7 separate regions of the Homo sapiens genome follow, and all the other regions are linked to region 1. The links are chromatin contacts, found by Hi-C or POLR2A ChIA-PET in ENCODE. All regions are on one chromosome and are shown on one strand. The core of a region is the stretch at or near the end of the contact, and the rest is flanking DNA. Distances in the headings are between cores, read along the strand shown.

Region 1 (2,818 bases), core at 97-2,596:
CCCCCAAAGTAAGATCAGCGTCAGGCCCACGCCCTATTTGGTGAATAAATAAAAGCAAACTAGGAATTGAAAGCACTTTGTCTCACTGTGTGTTCGAGGCACTGTTACCTACACAGAGAGGGCACAGGAACTGCTATTAACACTCCCGGCCAAGGAGAAGGTGAACAGCCGTTATCTTATGTCCCCAACTACGGAAATTTTATCCATTCTCTGAGTGTGGCATGTCCCCAATGTTAATTTATGCCGTGGCCTGTTTTGGTGTTTTCCTCTCCTTTCTCAGTTCTGAGGATGCCTCCAGATCCACCCGGGAGATCGTGAGTACCTTGTGCCTCACGCTCCGCCTTCCGGAGGCTTGCCAGGGCGGTGGCTGTTAGAGCCCGCCTCTCTTTTGGTTATCTCCGCCCTCTTAGGACTGCATATTCAGCTCTAGGGAGTTTACTTCTCCGCCTAGGTCTCCAGACCTTAGTTCTGTACTCTACTTGGCTGAAAGGAGTTGCCAGCTGCTCCGGATATTTGTGTTTACAAGGACGCAGTGTGTAGAATGTAAACTGTAAAGATAACTGGACGGAAGGATGAGTTCTCATTCTCTCATTTTTTTTGTGAGGGAGTCCTCCATGGTGGGCTGCCTTTCCTTCAAATCCTAGGATGTGGAGTCTCCGCTGATGAGCTCCGCTCCCCCTCCTATCTCGGGCCCTGGAACTCCGAGCTTCAGTCTCTAGTGTAAACATTCCACAAAAGGACTGCTAAGGTTCAGCCTCCTCGCGCAGGGTGGAATTAGCTCCTTCCTAGACGGGCGCCCTGGCCAATGGAGGGTCCTACCAGCGCCAAGATATCCAATCCGACTCTTGGGGCGGGGCCTGGCCCGGCAGTGCGGTAGGCGGAGCCTGTTTCACTTACAGACATTTTACCCCACATCGGTTACTTACCTTACTGGGGCGGTGGGAGAGCCAGGGGTAGCCTTCCAATGCGATGACCAGCGGAGGCGGGAGCCAACTTGTTAGGCCTGTGGCTGAGACGCTGCAGGGCGGGTTATGTGGTGTCCTCCAATGAGACAGGAAGAGCTTCCCTGCTTCCTCCAATAGTGTTGGGGCTCGGGGGTGGGCTTCAGCAGTCCGTCTCCAATAGGCGGGGTTGAGTTAGGGAAGCTCCCCGCCAATAGGGGCGTGGAGAAGGAGAGCGGCTCCCCCTCCCCTACCAGTCGAGGGGGAAGGGGCGGGAAAATCATAAGACAGGCCTCGGTGGTTGGCTGAGTCTTTGACGGGCGGGTATTGCGTCCTGTATTGGAACGAAGCTGAGTCTTCCCTCTGCGGGGCGGGGTCGGGGGAGTGGGCGGGATTTCCCGGGTAACAGAGAAGCGGCCGCGGCGGTAGAGGCGGCGGAGACGGTTTCTCCATCTTCCCCCCTCCCCTTCCCCCCTCGGAGTTTCCCTCCCTCCCTCCCTCCCTCCTTCCCAGTCTGGGCACCGGAGCCTGTGACCGCTTCGTTAGTGGAGAGGTAGCTGGCAGTCCGCTTCGGCGGGCCTGTGCCCCGCGCCGTTCTCGGGGCCTCCCTGCTGAGCTCGCGGCTCACGCTGAGAGGGACACGCAGTGACGAGCGGCCGAAGCAGCTTTGCGGTGAGAGCACGCTGGGCCGGGGGCCGGGCGGGAGCCTGGTGGCGGGTAACGCCGGACTCGAGGGTGTGTATTTTGGGGGGGGGGGGCTGACCTCCTCGGCTTCCCGTAGAGCAGACGGGCGGGAGGTGTGTGGTTGTGTGAGGGGGGTGGGGGGCGGAGCGGGGTAGCTCTCCGCGCGGGAGGGGGAGGAGAGCGTAGTCCCGGTGCGCGCGGAGGGGGGCGGGCTCTCGCGCCGCCGCTCAGAGGCGGGGCCGGCGCGCGCGTGCGATTGTGGAGAAAGGGGCGGGGCCGGCTTCGCGCTGAGTGCAGTTTGCGGCCGACCACCCCCTCCCCTCCTCCTGGGGTGGGCGGGGCCTCGGGCTGGCGGCCGCGCTCTGGCCTGCTGGGGTCGGGGAGGGGTAGGGGGGGGTCTCCCGCGTGTAGATTCAGGGCGCGGCAGGGAGGGGGCGTGAAGTCTGAGTTCCTCCGCCTTCTTGGGATCCGGTTGGCCGGAGGGGCCGTACTGATCCGTGATGCCACTCCCCTTGGCCGTCCCCCCCTGCACCCCGCCCAGGCCCCGGGTTTCCGCCTCCTTGGCAATGAGGAGGTGCTAGGGAAAGCCCGCTGTCGGGTCTGGCTGGGAGTCTCGGCGCCTAGATCTGCCCCGCCCTATGTCTCCGTGGGGAGGGAGGGGCACCCGCCGACTGGGAGCTGTGGAGGTGTCAGGACTTACTCTTGTGGCTGGGTCATGCCTTCTGCCTGGGGGCACAAGGGCCCTGTGCCGGAGCTGCTTTCTCCGCTTTGCTCCATGCAGCGTGTCTGGCACCGTGCAGCCAGGAGAGTGGGAGCATGGTCACCCCCACTCCCCTCTTGGTTGTAACTATTGGGGCGAAGTGCCCAAGGTCCTCTTGTAGGAGCGTGCGTGGCTGGTGCTGGAACCCTAGATCCGCGGTGGTGATGGTAGGGGAGGGGCAGGGAGTCATCAGAGACTAGAAATGTGGCGGAGGGAAAACCTTCCCTGGGGTTCCCTTGATGTTCAGTTACCGTGGCTGTACGGGGCGGGGCTTCCTTTGAGCCAATGGGTGGTGGGTAGTAGACTTGGCGTCTGTTTCGGTGCGTTAGGACTTTAAACGAAGTTAGCCTTGAAAAGGCAGTGGAAGCTCCTCCTCTTTACAAGGCTGAGATTTATAACAGGAAAGTTTGGATTTACATTTTAATCTCAAAAC
Region 2 (2,818 bases), core at 144-2,643, 2.0 Mb before region 1:
TCCCAAAAGAAAAAGTACACAGGCCTTATTACTTCAAAAATTCTTGCAAGACAATACAGTTCTAGGTTCACTGATATATATACTAAAATTACTAACATTCAGATTTCACAAAGTAAGCTTCAAATAGATTGATTCCTTCAATACACAGACACACACCCTTCTAAGTATTGTGTTATCTGACAACAGAACCAAGGAATCAAAATTATTGAGTGTTTATTACCGCCTCACATATAGTTTATTAAAAATGAGCTACTGAAAACCAGAAAGTTCTTATTGACCTTTTGTCCTTTGTGAGCCAACTTTTTCCTGTTTAGAATCTGAGCTGAGTCTCATGACCCTTGCTTTATACTTTAAAACCACAAAGAACAGATACCATTTAAAAATCAGTGATGAATTAAATTACAAAGGAGGAAAATGTAATAAAATACAACTTTCAAAAATGTTACGTGTAAGCTACACATAAGAATTTTTAAGGCTGAAGAAGCTGTTCTCAGGCACAGGGCAAAACCTGTAGCCCAAAATCAACAGTCCTAATAATTTAAGATGTCAATTTTATCAGTTAAGGTAACCTCAAATTTGAGTACTTCAGTGTGATACTTTCATTCTGCTAAGATGAAAATGCCCCAGATTTTATGTAAAATATTCAGTCCCCTAAATAAAAAGTTATCTCCTTAAAAGAGAAGCTAGATTTCCTGTTGCATGTCAAGGCAGAGGGCACCACACTTCACCCAGCCAAGGCTGGACTTGAGTAGGGGTGCAGGTGTTGGCAATTCATCAGTCACACAAGCTATGTCGTCTTGCAAAGGTGCATAGAGATTTTTAACAAGGGCTTTCGAATTCTTTGAAGAAAACACAGACAATTTTGCTGGGGAGGAAATGCTCCATATTCCACGTGGAAGCAAACTCATAAATTCTGACTGCAGGTTGGTGTTCAGCACAACTTGGAATAATCTAACTTTTCACATAAAACACAATCCCCAAGCTGCAAGATAATGTCTCCGCGAATGGCACCAAGCACCACCTTTTCAAGCCCTCATCAGCACTGGAAGTGGGTCGGACACCCCCAAACCATCACCACCCCCCCACAGGAAGTGAGGGTGTCCCCCCTCCCCAGGACGGCCTTCCTCCCCTCCCCCAACCGGAAGTTGAGGCGCCCCCATTCAGCCGGCCTCCAACTGAGACAAACCAGTACCACCACCACCAAAAGAGGGGTGATCTTCAAGGGGTGAAGGGCATCTCGACTGGGGCCACCCCCAAGCTCGCCTTGCTTACTGACCTGCTGACGACAGGGGCAGGAAGGGGCCTAGGGCCAAAAGAAAGTCCCTTCCACAGAGGACAATTCCCTCAGCCCCTCTCAATCGCCTTCACTTCACGCACTCGTCGTCTCACAGCTGGACAAAAATTCTTCCGCAGCACTTTATTTTGGTGTCCTTTCCTTTTCTTTACCTAATCTCTTAACCACCTTTCCACAGGTAACTCCTCTTACCGCATAGCATTTACAATTGCTCCGGTGAGAAGAAAAATGAAATATTTTCCACGGTACCTTCACAAAAATGAAGGGATTATTTTGCCCCAATGCGGCGAAGGACTACGTGGTTACGCAAGGTGAGCCTTATTTTCGTGGAGGTTTCTGGGAGATGTAGTTTTTTTTTTTTTATTGCGAAGGCCCGCAGAAAGTAGAAGAACTGAAATTGGTCATGACTACATATTAGCGTCCTCGAAAACATATTCTGTATTCGATGACGGCTGACCTAGCGGGCCCCGACGCCCAAATGGGCCCAGACTCCCCTGGTCTTTTCCTCTGCGGCTTAATCGAACCCAAATTTTCCCTCACGCGGGCCCAAGGTCTCGGCAGCCCCGCCCCTTGTCTTAGCCCCGCCCTCCGCAGCCAATCAGGCACCCTTTAGGTCTCGTCCTCTGGAGGTTGGAAGGCAGAGAGGAGGGGCCTGGCGGTGACTCCTCCCGCTGGGGCTGAGGGAGACCTGGGAGACGACCGGGGCCCGTGAGCGCGCGCGTGCTCACGGCTCCAGGAGCGCGGCGAGCGGGCGAGGGCGCGCGCGGAGGGGCGGCGCGCGGGGCCGAGAGGAGGCGGGCAGGCTGGTGGGCTGGGCGGGCGGCGAGCGGCCGGGAGCGCGCGGTGGACTCGGCCGCGGCGAGTAGTTAGTTAGTTGTTGTTAGTCAGTGTCAGTTGCTCGGCGGCGGCGGCCGTGGTCACCAGGAAGGGGACGGGACGGACGGTGATGGTGGTCGCCGCGGCGGCGTGTGCGCCCCTCAGGTAACAGCGGCCCGGCTGTCCGCGTCCGCTCGGTTGTCTTCTACTCACGCGCCGTCTGTGGGACCAGGGTTGCCGCGGGTTGAGGGCGCTGACCCGGGGGAATCCGGGCGGGGCGGCGCGGGTTCTGGGTGGCGGCGCGGGTTCTGGGTGGCGCCGCCGCCGGGGCTCTGGCGGCCGGTGCGTCCCGCCCGGCGCGGGCTCTAGCTCCCCGGCCACCCCCGCGCCCCGCCGGTGCCGCGCGCCCCCTGCCGCCCCTGCCCCCTCCCTCGGCGGCGGCCCCGGGAGCGCGACGCCCCCCAGAGGAAGGAAAGTTGGGACCTGCCGCGAGGGACGCCCCCGGGCGCGGCTGGGAGGTTGCGGGGGAAAGTGAAGCCTGGAGGAGCTGGACGCGGGGAGGCCGGGGCAGGAGGGGCTTCTCTGGCTCCTGCCGGGTCCACACGGTCAGCCCGCTCCCGCACCCGGGAGCATCGGCGCAGCCTCGCCGGCAGCGTCGGGACGGAGCCGGGTGGCTCCCTGCCTGCTCCCTTCGCGCCGCGGCTGGGG
Region 3 (2,818 bases), core at 136-2,635, 1.8 Mb after region 1:
ATCCCACCACAGGCAGCCCTGTAGCCCTCCTTACTGGGCTGTCTGCAGAATGGCCTTTGTCCAGATGAAGGTACATGCCAATCTTTTTGTCACTCACACACCTGAGGTTTTGAAGGACATAGTTTTCACTTCAATCAACAACATGCCATAGTGGTCCTGGCCTTTGCTAGAAATTTTGGTCTGGAACCACCAGCTGTTCAGTTCCTGTTGAAAGTTCCAGACCACTTTAGCTTGATAGAGATTGCGAGGGTCTCCTTCTTCCAGGTCCTCCAAACCCTCTCTTTAAATCAAGTCAGGCCACCAGGACTGTTTACTTGGCCCCTCAGAGTTTCCACAGACACTCCCAGGACGTCTGCTGTGAGTCAGGGATGAGCTAAGCCATAGAAATTCCTTTGCCAACCACAAGCCCTGAGGGTAGTACAAAAAATACCCCTAAAAAGAGCATTTCCCAAACTTCTATGCAAACAGTAGTAACCACACTGCCAATCACCCTCCAGAGTGCTTTGCTAGATCCTTTCCTATGGGGCCATTTGACCCTTCCTCACTCCTCTGCTAGCCTAGGCAGTGCACTCCATGAGGACGGGGACTACCTTTTCATGTGGGTTTCACTATGTGCCTGGCACACAGCACGTTCTCAATAAATGTTTTCCGCATTAAGACGCTTCTTAGGAGTCTTCATGTAAGTTCATACACGACTTCCTTGTAGAATTGTGTCAATGAACATGCAATTAGGCTAGCTGAACTTCAGGCCCTGAGAGTCTATGAAGCTAAAATAAGGCCCAGATGTGGGGTGGGAGGGGGAGTAGGCAGAGGCGGCAAAGGAGGACATTTCAGGCAAAGGGAGCAGATGTCCAGGCAGGAAAGCACAAGGTAACGGGGGCACAGGGGGCGCACCACTTTTCCTGGAAGGAAAAAACAGCAGATGAGAGAAGGAGGTTGGAGCCAGTTACCAGTAGAGGTCTATGTTCAAAGTCCAGAAGGAAGAAACAGCAGGACGGGGACAAAGAGAGGAAGGAGGAAAGGAGGCACGGTGTATGAAACTCTGTAGCCAAGAGCGCTAACAAATGAAAGGCAGGATGGGTGGAGGAAATGTACTGTGTTCCAAAGCTTCCTCTTATTTATGGGTGCTCCCGGGCCACAGAGGAGTAAACTGAAGGACTTCCCAGCTCCCCACTGCCCAGAGAGCTAGCGGAGTCCCGCCTCGCCCCGTCACATGGCCAGAGGCGCCCTCGGCACGTGACCTACCTCGCGCTAGGCCAATCAGCCTCTGCAGGGGCGGGGCCACCGAGTCCGCGGGGCGGGAGTCTCCGTCGGAGCCGCCTCTTCTCGCGATCCTTGCGGCGGTCGCTCCTCAGCCGCCCACGACCCGGAGCGAAGGTCTCGCGAGGCCTGGGCGCTGCGGCGGCAGGAGGAGGACGGGGAAGGACGGAGCCGAGCCGCGGCTGCCTCCCTCGCTCACTCCCTCGCGCACTCGCCCGCCCCCTCCCTCCCTCCCCTCCCTTCCCCGGCCCCGGCTCTGGCCCCGGCCCATTCGCTGTTGGGTCTTCTGCTAGGGAGGATGTCGGGTTCGTCGCTGCCCAGCGCCCTGGCCCTCTCGCTGTTGCTGGTCTCTGGCTCCCTCCTCCCAGGGCCAGGCGCCGCTCAGAACGGTAAGCGGGGCGCCGGGGGCGGGCCGGGCGGGGGTTGAGGGGCGCCGGGGCCGGAGGGGGCCCGGCTCTGGCCTGAGGAGACGCTGGAGCTCGGGGAAGGGGGCCGAGTGGGCGTCTGAGGGGCTGCGGGTCCGAGAGGAGGTACCGGCTGCGGGTTTGAGGAGGCGCGGGTGTGAGGACCGGAGGCTCCTATCCGAGCGGCGGGGGCGTCCGGGGTGAGCCCGAGGTGTTGCCCACTCGGAGGCTCCACGTCGTGGGGCTCGTCGTGCCGGGTCGGCGAGGGGACACGGAGGAAGCCGACGTGGGGAGCTGGAGTAGCGGGGGCGGATGAGGAGGGGGCGCAGCTCTTAGGGAGGGTGGCACAAGACCGGCGTTTGTGTTCCGGGCGACGGGGATGGTGGTGTCCGTCAGGCCCCCCGGGAGCTGGGGTCGTCCAGGATTCTACTGAGGCCCCGTAGGACTGGTGACATCCTTAAAAATAAGGGGGAAATTGGGGGGAAGAGAGTCCTGAGGAACACTAATGGTGAGCTGAGTACTAGAGACCAAAGGAGGGGGTAAAGAATCAGGGAACCTTGGATCTAGGGATAGAGGGAAGGTGGGTGGGAAGATGAGGGAGTGGGTTGACTGCAGTAGGGGACCTGGAGAGAGAAGCAGCAGTGTCTCCAAATGAGCTGGGGGAAGAGGGCTGGGTTTGCTAAAGAGGGTGGAGTGCTGGGCATTCTAGGGTAGTGGTTGGGAGAGCAAAAAGGAGTTTCTAAATAAGGAGAGGAAAATGAGCAGAGGATGGAGGGAAAGGGTTGGAACTGAGGTGGGGGAATATTTATTAGAGAAGTAAGGAGGCCTGGGTATAGAGATGGGGGTGGGGGAAGACGAAAAATAAGGGAAGGGAGTAAAATGCAGGAAGTCGGGGGTGTAATGTTGGTTTGCAGTGTGGAGGATAAATTAGGGAAGGGAGGAGTTGGGATGTGGCAAATGCTGTATGATATTGGTCGGGCCTTTGGGAAAACAGGGACACATAGCTGCAACTAATTGCAGTGGTGGGATTGAGGGCAGTGACTGGCGACAGGGAGATGGGGAAGTGGATTTTTGAGATTTAAAAGTTTCAAGACAGAAGAGACGTTATTTCCGAGGAACATGAAAGTGGCCCCTGGGAGGTGGTACAGTAGAAA
Region 4 (2,818 bases), core at 92-2,591, 1.7 Mb before region 1:
ACATGGAGGAGGAGCACGAGAGTTGGGATGAGAGTGATGAAGAGCTGTTGGCCATGGAGATTCGCATGAGAGGGCAACCTCGCTTTGCCAACTTCAGAGCAAACACATTGTCTCCTGTTCGATTCTTTGTGGACAAAAAATGGAATACCATCCCCCTGCGAAACAAGTCTCTGCAGAGAATCTGTGCTGTGGACTATGATGACAGCTATGATGAAATCCTGAATGGTTATGAGGAAAATTCTGTGGTCTCTTATGGACAAGGAAGCATTCAGAGCATGGTGTCATCTGACTCCACATCACCAGATTCTTCTTTAACAGAAGAATCACGTTCTGAGACAGCCAGTAGTTTATCCCAGAAGATTTGTAATGGGGGATTATCTCCTGGTAACCCAGGAGATTCTAAGGACATGAAGGAAATTGAGCCCAATTATGAAAGTCCCTCTAGTAATAATCAGGATAAAGATTCATCACAGGCTTCCAAAAGCTCAATAAAAGTTCCAGAGACCCACAAAGCAGTCCTTGCTCTCCGATTAGAAGAGAAAGATGGCAAGATTGCTGTACAAACTGAGAAGGAAGAAAGTAAAGCCTCTACAGATGTTGCTGGGCAAGCAGTAACCATAAACCTTGTCCCCACAGAAGAGCAAGCAAAACCTTACCGAGTTGTGAACCTGGAACAGCCATTGTGCAAGCCATATACTGTCGTGGATGTGTCAGCAGCCATGGCCAGTGAGCACCTCGAGGGCCCTGTTAACAGCCCCAAGACAAAAAGCTCATCCTCTACTCCAAACTCTCCAGTTACATCATCTTCATTGACACCAGGACAAATAAGTGCCCATTTCCAAAAATCCAGTGCAATTCGATACCAAGAAGTATGGACTTCTAGCACCAGTCCACGACAAAAGATACCTAAAGTAGAACTAATTACTAGTGGAACTGGACCAAATGTTCCTCCAAGGAAAAACTGTCACAAATCAGCACCTACATCACCCACAGCTACAAACATTTCCTCCAAAACCATCCCTGTTAAGTCACCTAATTTGTCTGAAATTAAATTTAATAGTTATAACAATGCTGGTATGCCACCTTTTCCAATTATCATTCATGACGAGCCAACTTATGCTCGGAGTTCCAAAAATGCTATCAAAGTTCCCATTGTTATCAATCCAAATGCATATGACAATCTAGCTATCTACAAAAGTTTTCTGGGAACAAGTGGAGAACTCTCAGTGAAGGAAAAAACCACAAGTGTAATAAGCCATACTTATGAAGAAATAGAAACAGAAAGCAAAGTGCCTGATAACACCACTAGCAAAACCACTGACTGTCTTCAAACTAAAGGGTTTTCAAACAGCACAGAGCATAAAAGGGGCTCAGTGGCTCAGAAGGTTCAAGAGTTTAACAACTGTCTCAACAGAGGTCAGTCTTCACCACAGAGAAGCTATAGTTCCAGCCACAGCTCCCCAGCAAAGATCCAGAGAGCCACTCAAGAGCCTGTGGCCAAAATAGAAGGCACTCAGGAGTCTCAGATGGTGGGCAGCAGCAGCACCAGAGAGAAAGCAAGCACAGTGCTTTCTCAGATTGTGGCTTCAATCCAACCCCCACAGTCTCCTCCAGAAACACCTCAATCTGGCCCTAAAGCTTGCAGTGTGGAAGAGCTTTATGCCATTCCTCCAGATGCTGATGTTGCTAAGAGCACACCTAAGAGTACGCCAGTCCGGCCCAAATCTCTCTTTACATCTCAGCCTAGTGGTGAGGCTGAAGCACCTCAGACCACAGACAGTCCTACCACCAAAGTACAGAAAGACCCATCCATAAAGCCAGTCACCCCCTCTCCCTCCAAATTAGTGACTAGCCCCCAAAGTGAGCCACCAGCTCCCTTTCCCCCGCCACGCTCTACTTCTTCTCCTTACCATGCAGGTAACCTTTTGCAGAGGCATTTCACCAACTGGACCAAGCCAACCAGCCCTACCAGGTCAACAGAAGCTGAATCAGTTTTGCACTCTGAAGGCAGCAGGCGGGCAGCTGATGCAAAACCTAAGCGCTGGATATCATTTAAAAGCTTCTTCCGCCGTCGGAAAACAGATGAGGAGGATGACAAAGAGAAAGAGCGAGAGAAAGGGAAACTGGTGGGCCTGGATGGCACAGTCATTCACATGCTGCCTCCTCCTCCAGTTCAGCGCCATCACTGGTTCACAGAGGCGAAAGGAGAGTCCAGTGAGAAACCAGCCATTGTCTTCATGTACAGGTGCGACCCTGCTCAAGGCCAGCTCAGTGTGGATCAGAGCAAGGCTAGGACAGACCAGGCAGCAGTCATGGAGAAGGGTAGAGCAGAGAATGCATTACTACAGGACTCAGAGAAGAAGAGGAGTCATTCTTCTCCATCACAGATTCCTAAAAAGATTCTCAGGTATGTAAAATAGACTGGAAGAATATGGGAATTTTTTAACACATTTTCAGGTGCTAAGTTTTTTATATCTTTTAAGATTGCATAAGAACCATTTCTGTTTGTAAGTAGCACTCTGTGGCCATCATCTATCTTTATAACTGCATTCCAAGATTAGAATAGTATTAAAGTGATCTTACTGCACTGAACAAGGTTTATAGCCCTGGATCTTTGGCTTAAGTAGCCTACTGCATTCTGGTGAATGCAGAGGAACTTTAGCATAGAAAAGCAAATCCATAACACCTTAATAGCAATAAATAATGTGTTGTTTTGGAATGTGATGGTAGTGTGAGGAAGAAACAGGATCAAATGAATAAATGGTGGTACTGTTCTTTCCCTCACTGTAAATGAAATAAAGCTCTTCCAGCAATTCTT
Region 5 (2,818 bases), core at 142-2,641, 1.5 Mb after region 1:
GGATGCATCCTTCATCACACCACAGAAGGACCTGCCATCTGATTTTTCCTGAGCTCCTGCAGGTTCTTAAAGTGGGATTCAGCACACAACTCAAAAGCGACACCTTGGATGTGATAGAGTGAGTGTTCCCAGTGGAGACGCTCCTCTCCCCTAGTCTTGGCCTCCAGCAGTACCCAGGGAGACAGGCACCCCATGAGCAGCAGCCCCTCACTGAGGTCAGCTTGGCTGGAGACAAAGCATCATCCCTCTGCTGACAGAGGCTGAGGAGGAGGCTGGGGCACTAGCACCTATACTCTGAGGCACTGGAGGGCTCAGTCAGCCCTTACTTGGTGGGCCAGGCACAGCAACCTCAATGGGGAGCAGAGAATTATGGGTAGAGGAAACTGACGACAGCTTGAAAGAGGCAAGGCAGAGTTGGACTGCATAAGTATTGGGGACTGAGTAGAAAACCTTGGCCCAAAAGCTGCCTGTATGGAGAGGGTAGCAGGGAGGGGGATTCTAGGACAGCAGAGAATGGCTGATGGCCGTCCAGCACTGGCCACACCCACCAGTCAGCCCTTGTCACAGTAGCCCTGTCTGCTAACAGCATGTGTGGAAGCTGCCTTTCCACTGTGTCCTCATGTGCAGAGGGCTTGGGCCTTCCCAAGAGGAGGACGTATGTTCACCCCCTGAAAAGCCAGAGGGAGTCCTGTCCACAGCTGGGGCTCTCCGCCAGGGCCAGGACTAGGGTGAGGGGAATGAGGCCAGTGAGGTGTTTTTTTTTTTTTTTCCTCGGGGTGCAAAATTTTAGGGGGTGCCAAAAAAACTCAGTAACGGAGATAAGTAATATTTAACACAATAGTTTTTAAAATAAAAATTAATGCAAAACTATCTGTAATGAACAAAATATCCAAATATCAAATAAAGACAGGATCCGTGTTGCTGATTTTTCAGTTAGCCTCAGGCTCCAATATGGCTCGGCATACCACTATTACTGACTCTATTTAAAATCTGGATATTTCCTTTATCACAGGTTTTTTTTTTTTTTTTTTTTTTTTGCATTAATTTTGACTTAAAAAAATACATCTCAATATTACTCATCTCAACTACTGTGTTTTTTGGTAGCCCCTGAAATTCTGCACCCAGGCCAGTGCCTGACTGGTCTCTCTTGCCCCAGCCTTGCAGACTCCCCTGAGGAAGTCCGGACTCCTGCCTGGAGCACACGCTCCCCTCTAACCTCCTGCGCACTCAAGCCAACCTCACACATGCCCAGTAATGGGCAGCCTGCCACACCTCCAGGGGCATCCCTTAAGGCCTTTCTGGCCCTGAAGACTCAGGTTTCTGATGCTCCTTGCCTCACCCTGTGAGCTGGCATAGAACATCTCTAAGGGGGGAAGGAGATGCCCTCATTGAAATGAGGGAGAAGGTGGATGAGGGGCTCCTTCCTTTTGTCCTCAGATGACCCAAGCCAAGTGCAGAAGGCGAGCCTCCTCCCAAAGCTCGGCTAGTCCCTCCACCAAAGCCAGGATCAGAGCCCACACCTGCCTGGCCAACCCCTGGCACTGATGATGCCTGGGTGCGGGTTAAGCTGGGAGGTGAGATGCCAGGGGGGTGCTGTTGGCTGGGTCGGGGGAAGTCGGGAGGGGGCGCTGCTCCGTGCTTAGCAGCTCCGGGGAGGCCTCCAGGAAGTTCTAAGGAGGGGCCCGGGGGGCCCGGAGCAGTTTCCAGTGGCCAGGGGTACGCGCGGCCGGAGGGGCGCCGGGGCCGTACTCACCGCGGCCGTTCTGGTTGGGCCGGTACACGCTGCCCACGCTGAGGCGGCCCTGCTGCGCGCCGTTCCGCTCCCCACCCGGCGGGGGCGTGTCGGAGCTGCGCACCGGCAGGTAGGGCGGCTCCAGCGCGCGCGGCGGCCCGTACGCCTCGGGCGGCGGGTTGGCGTAGGGCGGGTACCAGCCCAGGCGTGGGTCTCCGCCATGGGCCTGCGCCGCCTCGGGACCGGGGTCAGGGTAGGCCTGCTCGAAGCCGGGGGTGCCCTCGCTGTACAGACTGTGCGAGTAGCGGCGGTCCAGGCCGTCGGGGGGCGGCGGCGGCGGCGGCACGTAGGGCCTCTCGGGGGCCGGGTAGAAGCCCTGAGGCGGGTACTCGGGCAGCTCTTCGCCGCCGCCGTACTCCTCGTAGCGCGCCCGGGGCTGGTAGGGGTAGATGACCCCCGCCGAGGCCACGGCCGCCGCCCCCGCGCCCACGCCGCCGCCCGCGGGCCGGTAGTACACGAAACCCTGGTCGTAGGTCCGCGACGCGGGGTCGTAGTTCTCGTACTGGCTGACGAAGGGCGCCTGCGGGTAGGGGAACTGCTGCGGGTAGGAGGGCTGCTGGCGGTAGGTGCTGGCGAAGGCCGAAGCCGAGACCGAGGAGGCGGAGCCCCCGTGCCGTTGCTGGGAGACGGAGGTGCGGGCCCGGGCCATGCCCGTGCTGTCCCCGACGGCCACCTCGCGCCAGTTGTCGGGCACCTGGCCAAAGCCGAATGGGTGCCGCGCCTGGCCGCGCACGGTGTCCGAGCCCACGCGCCCCGGCAGGGGCAGGGACGGCGCCTGCCGACGCCGGGGGCTCCCGTGGCTGCGCCGCTGCTGGGCCTGGGGCGCGCCGGCCAGCAGCACCCGGGAGCTACTCTCGGAGCGCTGAGGTCCGGCCGGCACGTACTCTGAGCCCGAGTTGAGCAAGCTGTACACCTGCCCGTTGTTCTCCCACTGGATCAGCTGCCGCCAGCGGGCGGGGTCCGAGCCCTGCCCGGGCTGCGCCTGCTGCCCGTGCACCAGCACGCACAGGCAGGCGCCCCACACCA
Region 6 (2,818 bases), core at 183-2,682, 1.5 Mb before region 1:
GAGAGACAACTGCACAGCAATTTATTTAGAACATTCTTTTAATAGTCTGTGCATTTCATTTCTGACTAGAGAATTTACCTGAGAGCATCAGATTTTTTTTTTTAACTGAAGGATATTAAAACCTGAATTAAGAGCAGGATACCTGGATTCTAGTCCAGCTTTGCCACTTATTTGTAGAAGGCACTTATCCCTGTGCTTCATTTCTTCATCTCTACAAAGTGATGTGGACAAGATGATCCCAAGGCCCCTACCAGCTCTAACATTTTGGTATAATGTTATAATAAACGTAATTCACAGGCAACAGGTCTTTTTCTACTTGCTTAAAAAAAGAAGCAAATTCCTAAAATTTAAATGAAGCATATATCAAAAGAGCGATAAATCATTTACTGCCTTAAAGTTTTGGGGCATATTTCTCTAAAATAAATCATATTGTTGACACTAACAAAAGTCACGTGAGAAAGAGGGTGTCTCAAGGTGTGACTTCCACATAGAGTACAGGGTCAATGATGTTTATATATAACTGGAGAAAGCACCGAGTTTTACTTGGTTCTCAGTGTCTAAAGATTTGTAAGTATAAAGCCTATTCTCCATGTCCTTTTCTCCTTCTCACAGGACTTCCAACTTGGGACACTAGCAATCTATACATTCAGCAGACACCGCTGCTTAACATATTTGTGTTTGTCTCCATTGTTAGTCGTGTAGGGCAGTCCTTACTTTCAGTGAGAAAGCCATCTGAGTCCAAGTCGATTTTCTTTATGATCGCCTGCAGTCTTTTTTGCTGCTCTTCGTGGCCGAGTTTAACATATTCATCCACATCTTCCTTTAGGGGGAAGCGACACACAGGAGGGCCAAGCATTACTATCAGTGGGGCAAAATGGTGGAGAAAAACAGGGCTACTAGAAGACCCCCTTGCCAAAGGGTTTCGGGGTGACCCGCACCTGCACTTCAAGGCCCCTACCCCCTACACACCCTCCATGATCTGAGGGGTAGAAGGGATCCAGCTCTTGGGCCGTGCTATCTCCTCAGGCTTTCCAGGCCCCAGGACCCCCAGAGAGCGAGTGCCGCGCCGCCCGGCCCCCATTGTCAGGCCGCCCCTGCCAGGCCTCGCCCGGCCGCCCCCCTTTGTCCCGGGACAAAGCCCGCGGCAGCCGCGGTGCGAGGCCCGGCCCTCCCAGCACCGGCCTGGCCGCCTCACCTGGACGCCCAGCAGCGCCTCGCGGTCGTAGTCGCTGCGGCGCTCGCCCAGCGGGTAGTGCAGCTCCTCGGCCTTGCCGGCGCCGGCCGCGGCGGCGCACAGCAGCAGCAGCCCCAACGCCGCGGTCCTCGGGCCCAGCCGCATCGCGCCGGCCCGCGGAGGACACCGAGGGACGCGAGGAGGGAGGCTGGCGGGGGCCCGGGCCGGCTGCGATGCTCCGCGGGCGGCTACAGAGAGGCGGTGCGACGTACGTTGAGGGCGGAGGGAACGGGAGGCGGAACCTGCGGTGGCGGCCACAACGCCCATGGACGGGCTGGGGGCCGGTCCACCAATGCGGTGCGGAGGCGCGCCAGGAGGAGGCCTATATGGCCGGCGCGGAGTGGCGGGGCACCAGGCCGCGCCGCTGATTGGGCAGCGCGGCGCTGGGGGCGGGCCGCCGCGATGTCGGGGTCAGCGGCCGCCCAGAGAGCTCCAGGAGCCATGCTGGGACTGCAGAGAGGGTAGACCTCTACGACCCGCGCCTTGTCGTTCCCCCGAAACGCTTCTAAAAGCACGCCCCCACCCCACTCCTGCCCACTCCTGGTCCACTCCATGTGCCCCTCCTACCGTCCATCAATGAGAGAGGCTGGAGGTTTCTGAGACAACAATACAATATCGAAAAAATTATTGCCTGAGGAATCGGCCAACAGTATTCTTTCTCAGTCTTCAATGTATCTATTTTATGAGAGTAGGACGTACAAACTCAGGAAGTGCAGCCAGATGCTTGTATCTGATGCTCAATTTCGTGATTTACAAGTTAATGTGAACTTGCTCAAATTTCTTGACCCCTGAAAACTTGTTTGCTCATCTATAAAATGAGCATAGTAATAAGACTACCTTAAAGAATTGTCGTGAAGATTAAATAATGTAATGGGTTTAGAACAATAGCTGGCACATAAGGTGAAGTGTTCAGTGAAGGTAGGCTTTCATCCATACAAGTAGAAAAACGAAAGATGATTGCACAGAAGGAATAGCTTAGTAAGTACCTAGCAAAACCTTTAGGGACAGAATGCATATACACATGGCTTCTATTCCATGTCTATTCACAGGTTTATGTAATTTCTCCACCTCAACCTGAACACATTAAACTCTAAGAAATTTGTAGGCTGCACCTTGAACCCTTTTCTTTATTGATTGCGCCACTTAGGATCAGGCCTTTCACAGAGAAGAAAAGGCTTTCTGGGTCCTCTTTCATTTCTCTCAGTCTCTATTTGGATTGGGAGCAAGAATTCTGTTCCAAACTGCAAAACTGGGTGGGCACAAGTCGCAGAAATTTCCTGGGTCGGGTTGAAATTTATGGTTTGGTCACAAACCATTGAAAGATTCACAGAGCAAAGTGTAAGTTCAATCTTTCCAATGTTATAAAGATCAACGAAGAACAAAGTTTTAAATTTCAGAATATAAATAAAAGCAAATTTTAGAGTTGATTTCATTAAACTAAAAAGAAAACCCTTTATTGCTGGATTTTAATTTTCACTTCCATTCTCGGTTTTGAGGAAAAAAAGAGAAAAATGTCCCAATTTAATATAAGAAACTCTGCTTTGTACCTGTTGTTCTCCAATAAGTAAAAGGTAAACTTTGACC
Region 7 (2,818 bases), core at 211-2,710, 1.1 Mb after region 1:
TTGGGAGGCCGAGGTGGGTGGATCATGAAGTCAGGAGTTCAAGACCAGCCTGGCCAACATGGTGAAACCCTGTCTCTACTAAAAAAATAGGCTGGCTGTGGTGGCTCGTGCCTGTAATCCCAGCACTTTGGGAGGCCGAGGTGGGTGGATCATGAGGTCAGGAGTACAAGACCAGCCTGGCCAACATGGTGAAACCCCGTCTCTACTAAAAATATAGGCTGGGCGTGGTGGCTAGTGCCTGTAATCCCAGCACTTTGGGAGGCCGAGGTAGGTGGATCACTTGAAGTCAGGAGTTTGACACCAGCCTGGGCAACAGGGTGAAACCCCATCTCTACTAAAAAATACAAAATTTAGTTGGTCGTGGTGGTGGGCACCTGTAATCCCAGCTACTGGTGAGGTGAGGCAGGAGAATTGCTTGAACCTGGGAGGCGGAGGTTGCAGTGAGCCAAGATTGTGCCATTGCACTCCAACCTGGGCAAAGAAGCGAGACTCCGTCTCAAAAAAAAAAAAAAAAAAATATTAGCCGGATGTGGTGGCGGGCACCTGTAATCCCAGCTACTTGGCAGGCTGAGGCAGAGAATCGCTTGAACCTGGGAGGCGGAGGTTACAGTGAGCCGAGATCGCACCACTGCACTCCAGCCTGGGCGACAGAGCAAGACTCCATCTCAAAAAAAAGAAAAAGAAAAAGAAAACGGAAAAAAATTGCACAGAGGAGGCTGGATGTGGTAGGTCATGCCTGTAATCCCAGAACTTTGGGAAGCTGAGGCGGGTGGATCACCTGAGGTCAGGAGTTCGAGACCAGCCTGGCCAACATGGCGAAACCCTGTCTCTACTAAAAACACGAAAATTAGCCAGGTGTGGTAGTGTGTGCCTATAGTCCCAGCTACTCAGGAGGCTGAGGTGGGAGAAACTCTTGAACCCGGGAGCCAGAGGCTGCAGTTAGTCGAGATCATGCCACTGCACTCCAGCCTGGGCAACAGAGTAAGACTCTGTTTCAAAAAAACAAAACAAAACAACAACAACAACAAAATCTCCAAACAACAACAAAAAAGAAATTGCACAGAGGGAAGCTTATCTTGATGGAAGAAAAGCTTTCTCATTAATGGAGTACCCAAATGTCACAGAGGCTTGGGGTACTAATCCCAGTCACAGGAGGCATCAGAGGCAGGGCTGGATGGCTGCTCTGCAGGGTGAGGGCTGTTGCTAAGGGAGCTTCAGTGGTGGTGATGGACATGAGGCCGGGGAACCTGTACCTAGTGGAAGGACCATTGCTTTCTAAACTTAAACAGCCCCTTTCCTGGGGAACAAGCTCTAACTCATGCTGTGAAACCACGACCCGCCCCGGCATTCTAAGACTCACCTGCTGTGTAGACGGAGGCCTTCTGCATCACCAGAAGGAGTCCCTCTCCCCTCCCCCATGTCGCAAGCTCATCATCTTGAGGGACTTTCCCTGTCTCTCTTCATCCCACACCCACCCCAGGGCAGGCCTTTGAACCAAGGTTTCCTTCCTGGTCTGGCATGAAAGGAAGCCAGGAGGGAGACGTCAGCAGCAGCCACGGGCACTCCCACTCCATTCCAGCTGGCCTGGGGGCTGCGGTTGACAGGCTGGCCCCAGGGAGGGGTTCCTGAGATGTTTCCTTACATGCGTAACTGGAATTGCACAGCTTGGTAATTAGGAGAGGCAGCAAAGTGTTCTATAAATGACTGTAATTATGGCCAACATGGCGAAACCCGTCTCTACTAAAAAATACAAAAAAATTAGCCAGGCATGGCGGCAGGTCCCCCTGTAATCCCAGCTACTTAGGAGGCTGAGGTAGGAGAATCGCTTGAACCCAGGAGGTGGAGGTTGCAGTGAGCCAAGATCAAGTCACTGCACTCCAGCCTGGGCGATAAGAACGAAACTCTGTCTCAAAAAAAAAAAAAAAAAAAAGGCTGTAATTATAGTTACTTTCTGAAGCCAAACCAGAATTTCCAGGATCACCTGGGGGAACCGGGTGAAGGGGAGAGGAGGAGGGAGGGGAAGATCTGGTTGTGAAGTGTCAGTTGTGGGCCAGACTTCCTCCATGAGCTATATACATGTTCACAAGGCCCCTCTGCAGACTTCTTGGGGGTCTAGATCACCAGCGGGCCTGGAACCCATCTGGTTCGGACCCCAATTTGACAGAGGCGAGAAGCCTAGAGAATGGAGTGGACTTGGTCCAAGTGACAGAGGCATCAGCAGCAGAACCTGGGCTGGAACCCAGCCATCCCATCAGCCAGACTGAGACACACATTTTTAGTTTTTGGACCACGCCAAACACTTTGTTTTCTCCTGGTCTTTCCCCAGTGTCCTCTCTAGCCTGGCACTCTCTCCTTACCCTTTTCTGGGATATATTTACCCTCCCCTTTGTTCTCTATAATGCTGCCTCCTCCAAGAAGCCTTCCCTGAACCCCTGCACAGAGTGTCTCCTCTGGTTCTCCGTGGCCCCCATGCATCCCTCTGTCCCCCCACAGACCGGCCCACCCTGGGTAGACCTGTCGCCTTCAGAGAGCAGGGACCACACTCAATTCCCAGTGATGGGCCTGCAGCCAGCTGGTACCGGCTCATAGGTGCTGGTGGCCACATTTTCAGAATTTTGCGAACGAGTTGTTAAGCACAGTCATTGTCGGTACTTAAATTATATAACCTTAAATACATTTTGTTAAAAAAGGAAATACCCACTAGCAACTCATCATTTCCTAATTATTTTACTATATGTTACCATTATTCATGCTCGTAAGGTAATTTGTGTCTATTGCACCTGGTGGTGCACACACTTTGTGATGTTGTGAACCAGCT

What was found. Hi-C counts contacts between places; a loop is a spot of excess contacts on that map. ChIA-PET counts read pairs that join two places held with the same protein, here RNA polymerase II (POLR2A). Pooled maps may share reads with other maps.
Region 2: a loop to region 1 is called in a map of CD8-positive, alpha-beta T cell, with 11 times the contacts of the local background. The contact joins the promoter of HMG20A here to the promoter of SIN3A in region 1. A Hi-C loop is called at or near these places in 4 of 168 maps with a recorded cell type or tissue (CD4-positive, alpha-beta memory T cell, CD8-positive, alpha-beta T cell, gastrocnemius medialis and 1 more), 2 of 37 single-sample maps with no recorded cell type and 18 of 50 pooled maps.
Region 3: a loop to region 1 is called in a map of CD8-positive, alpha-beta T cell, with 7 times the contacts of the local background. The contact joins the promoter of NPTN here to the promoter of SIN3A in region 1. A Hi-C loop is called at or near these places in 2 of 168 maps with a recorded cell type or tissue (CD8-positive, alpha-beta T cell and naive thymus-derived CD4-positive, alpha-beta T cell), 6 of 37 single-sample maps with no recorded cell type and 15 of 50 pooled maps. POLR2A ChIA-PET finds 5 or more read pairs at or near these places in 1 of 52 experiments (MCF 10A).
Region 4: a pooled map shows a loop between it and region 1 (6-fold over the local background). The contact joins the enhancer-like site here to the promoter of SIN3A in region 1. A Hi-C loop is called at or near these places in 1 of 37 single-sample maps with no recorded cell type and 3 of 50 pooled maps.
Region 5: a map of CD8-positive, alpha-beta T cell shows a loop between it and region 1 (14-fold over the local background). The contact joins the promoter of LOXL1-AS1 here to the promoter of SIN3A in region 1. A Hi-C loop is called at or near these places in 1 of 168 maps with a recorded cell type or tissue (CD8-positive, alpha-beta T cell) and 5 of 50 pooled maps. POLR2A ChIA-PET finds 5 or more read pairs at or near these places in 1 of 52 experiments (BJ).
Region 6: a loop to region 1 is called in a map of CD8-positive, alpha-beta T cell, with 12 times the contacts of the local background. The contact joins the promoter of RCN2 here to the promoter of SIN3A in region 1. A Hi-C loop is called at or near these places in 1 of 168 maps with a recorded cell type or tissue (CD8-positive, alpha-beta T cell) and 10 of 50 pooled maps. POLR2A ChIA-PET finds 5 or more read pairs at or near these places in 1 of 52 experiments (activated CD4-positive, alpha-beta T cell).
Region 7: a loop to region 1 is called in a map with no recorded cell type, with 7 times the contacts of the local background. The contact joins the promoter of LINC02255 here to the promoter of SIN3A in region 1. A Hi-C loop is called at or near these places in 1 of 168 maps with a recorded cell type or tissue (naive thymus-derived CD4-positive, alpha-beta T cell), 5 of 37 single-sample maps with no recorded cell type and 10 of 50 pooled maps. POLR2A ChIA-PET finds 5 or more read pairs at or near these places in 1 of 52 experiments (WTC11).

Annotation. Positions count from the first base shown.
Region 1 is chr15:75,450,218-75,453,035 of GRCh38, reverse strand. SIN3A (SIN3 transcription regulator family member A) reads left to right here and starts at 1,346. Exons shown (of 21, transcript NM_001145358.2): 1 at 1,346-1,613. RefSeq lists enhancers at 1-462, 692-741, 2,452-2,581, 2,009-2,818 and silencers at 1,382-1,481, 1,702-2,201.
Region 2 is chr15:77,419,463-77,422,280 of GRCh38, reverse strand. It overlaps HMG20A (high mobility group 20A), which reads right to left and starts at 1,393. Exons shown (of 10, transcript NM_001304504.2): 1 at 1,277-1,393. PEAK1 (pseudopodium enriched atypical kinase 1) reads left to right here and starts at 2,177. Exons shown (of 10, transcript NM_001385026.1): 1 at 2,177-2,275. RefSeq lists enhancers at 892-941, 1,332-1,381 and silencers at 1,832-2,151, 2,402-2,571, 2,582-2,791.
Region 3 is chr15:73,631,956-73,634,773 of GRCh38, reverse strand. It overlaps NPTN (neuroplastin), which reads left to right and starts at 1,385. Exons shown (of 9, transcript NM_012428.4): 1 at 1,385-1,649. The coding sequence starts at 1,559. RefSeq lists silencers at 1,229-1,528, 1,609-1,868.
Region 4 is chr15:77,178,379-77,181,196 of GRCh38, reverse strand. PEAK1 (pseudopodium enriched atypical kinase 1) reads left to right here. Exons shown (of 10, transcript NM_001385026.1): 7 at 1-2,407. Among named protein-coding and RNA genes, the nearest start is that of LINC00597, 46 kb to the left of the region's middle. RefSeq lists an enhancer at 1,203-1,342. Within about 2 kb of position 1,341, at least 4 of the 41 ENCODE cell types and tissues checked have a DNase peak (open chromatin) inside an H3K27ac peak, as active enhancers do.
Region 5 is chr15:73,926,821-73,929,638 of GRCh38, reverse strand. It overlaps LOXL1-AS1 (LOXL1 antisense RNA 1), which reads left to right and starts at 1,391. Exons shown (of 3, transcript NR_040069.1): 1 at 1,391-1,574. It overlaps LOXL1 (lysyl oxidase like 1), which reads right to left. Exons shown (of 7, transcript NM_005576.4): 1 at 1,754-2,818. RefSeq lists silencers at 1,670-1,719, 1,810-1,929 and enhancers at 1,004-1,837, 1,838-2,671.
Region 6 is chr15:76,930,363-76,933,180 of GRCh38, reverse strand. RCN2 (reticulocalbin 2) reads right to left here and starts at 1,432. Exons shown (of 7, transcript NM_002902.3): 1 at 1,196-1,432; 2 at 715-820. The coding sequence starts at 1,339. RefSeq lists a silencer at 990-1,739.
Region 7 is chr15:74,377,724-74,380,541 of GRCh38, reverse strand. LINC02255 (long intergenic non-protein coding RNA 2255) reads right to left here and starts at 1,460. Exons shown (of 4, transcript NR_146881.1): 1 at 1,361-1,460. RefSeq lists enhancers at 1,128-1,437, 1,563-2,063.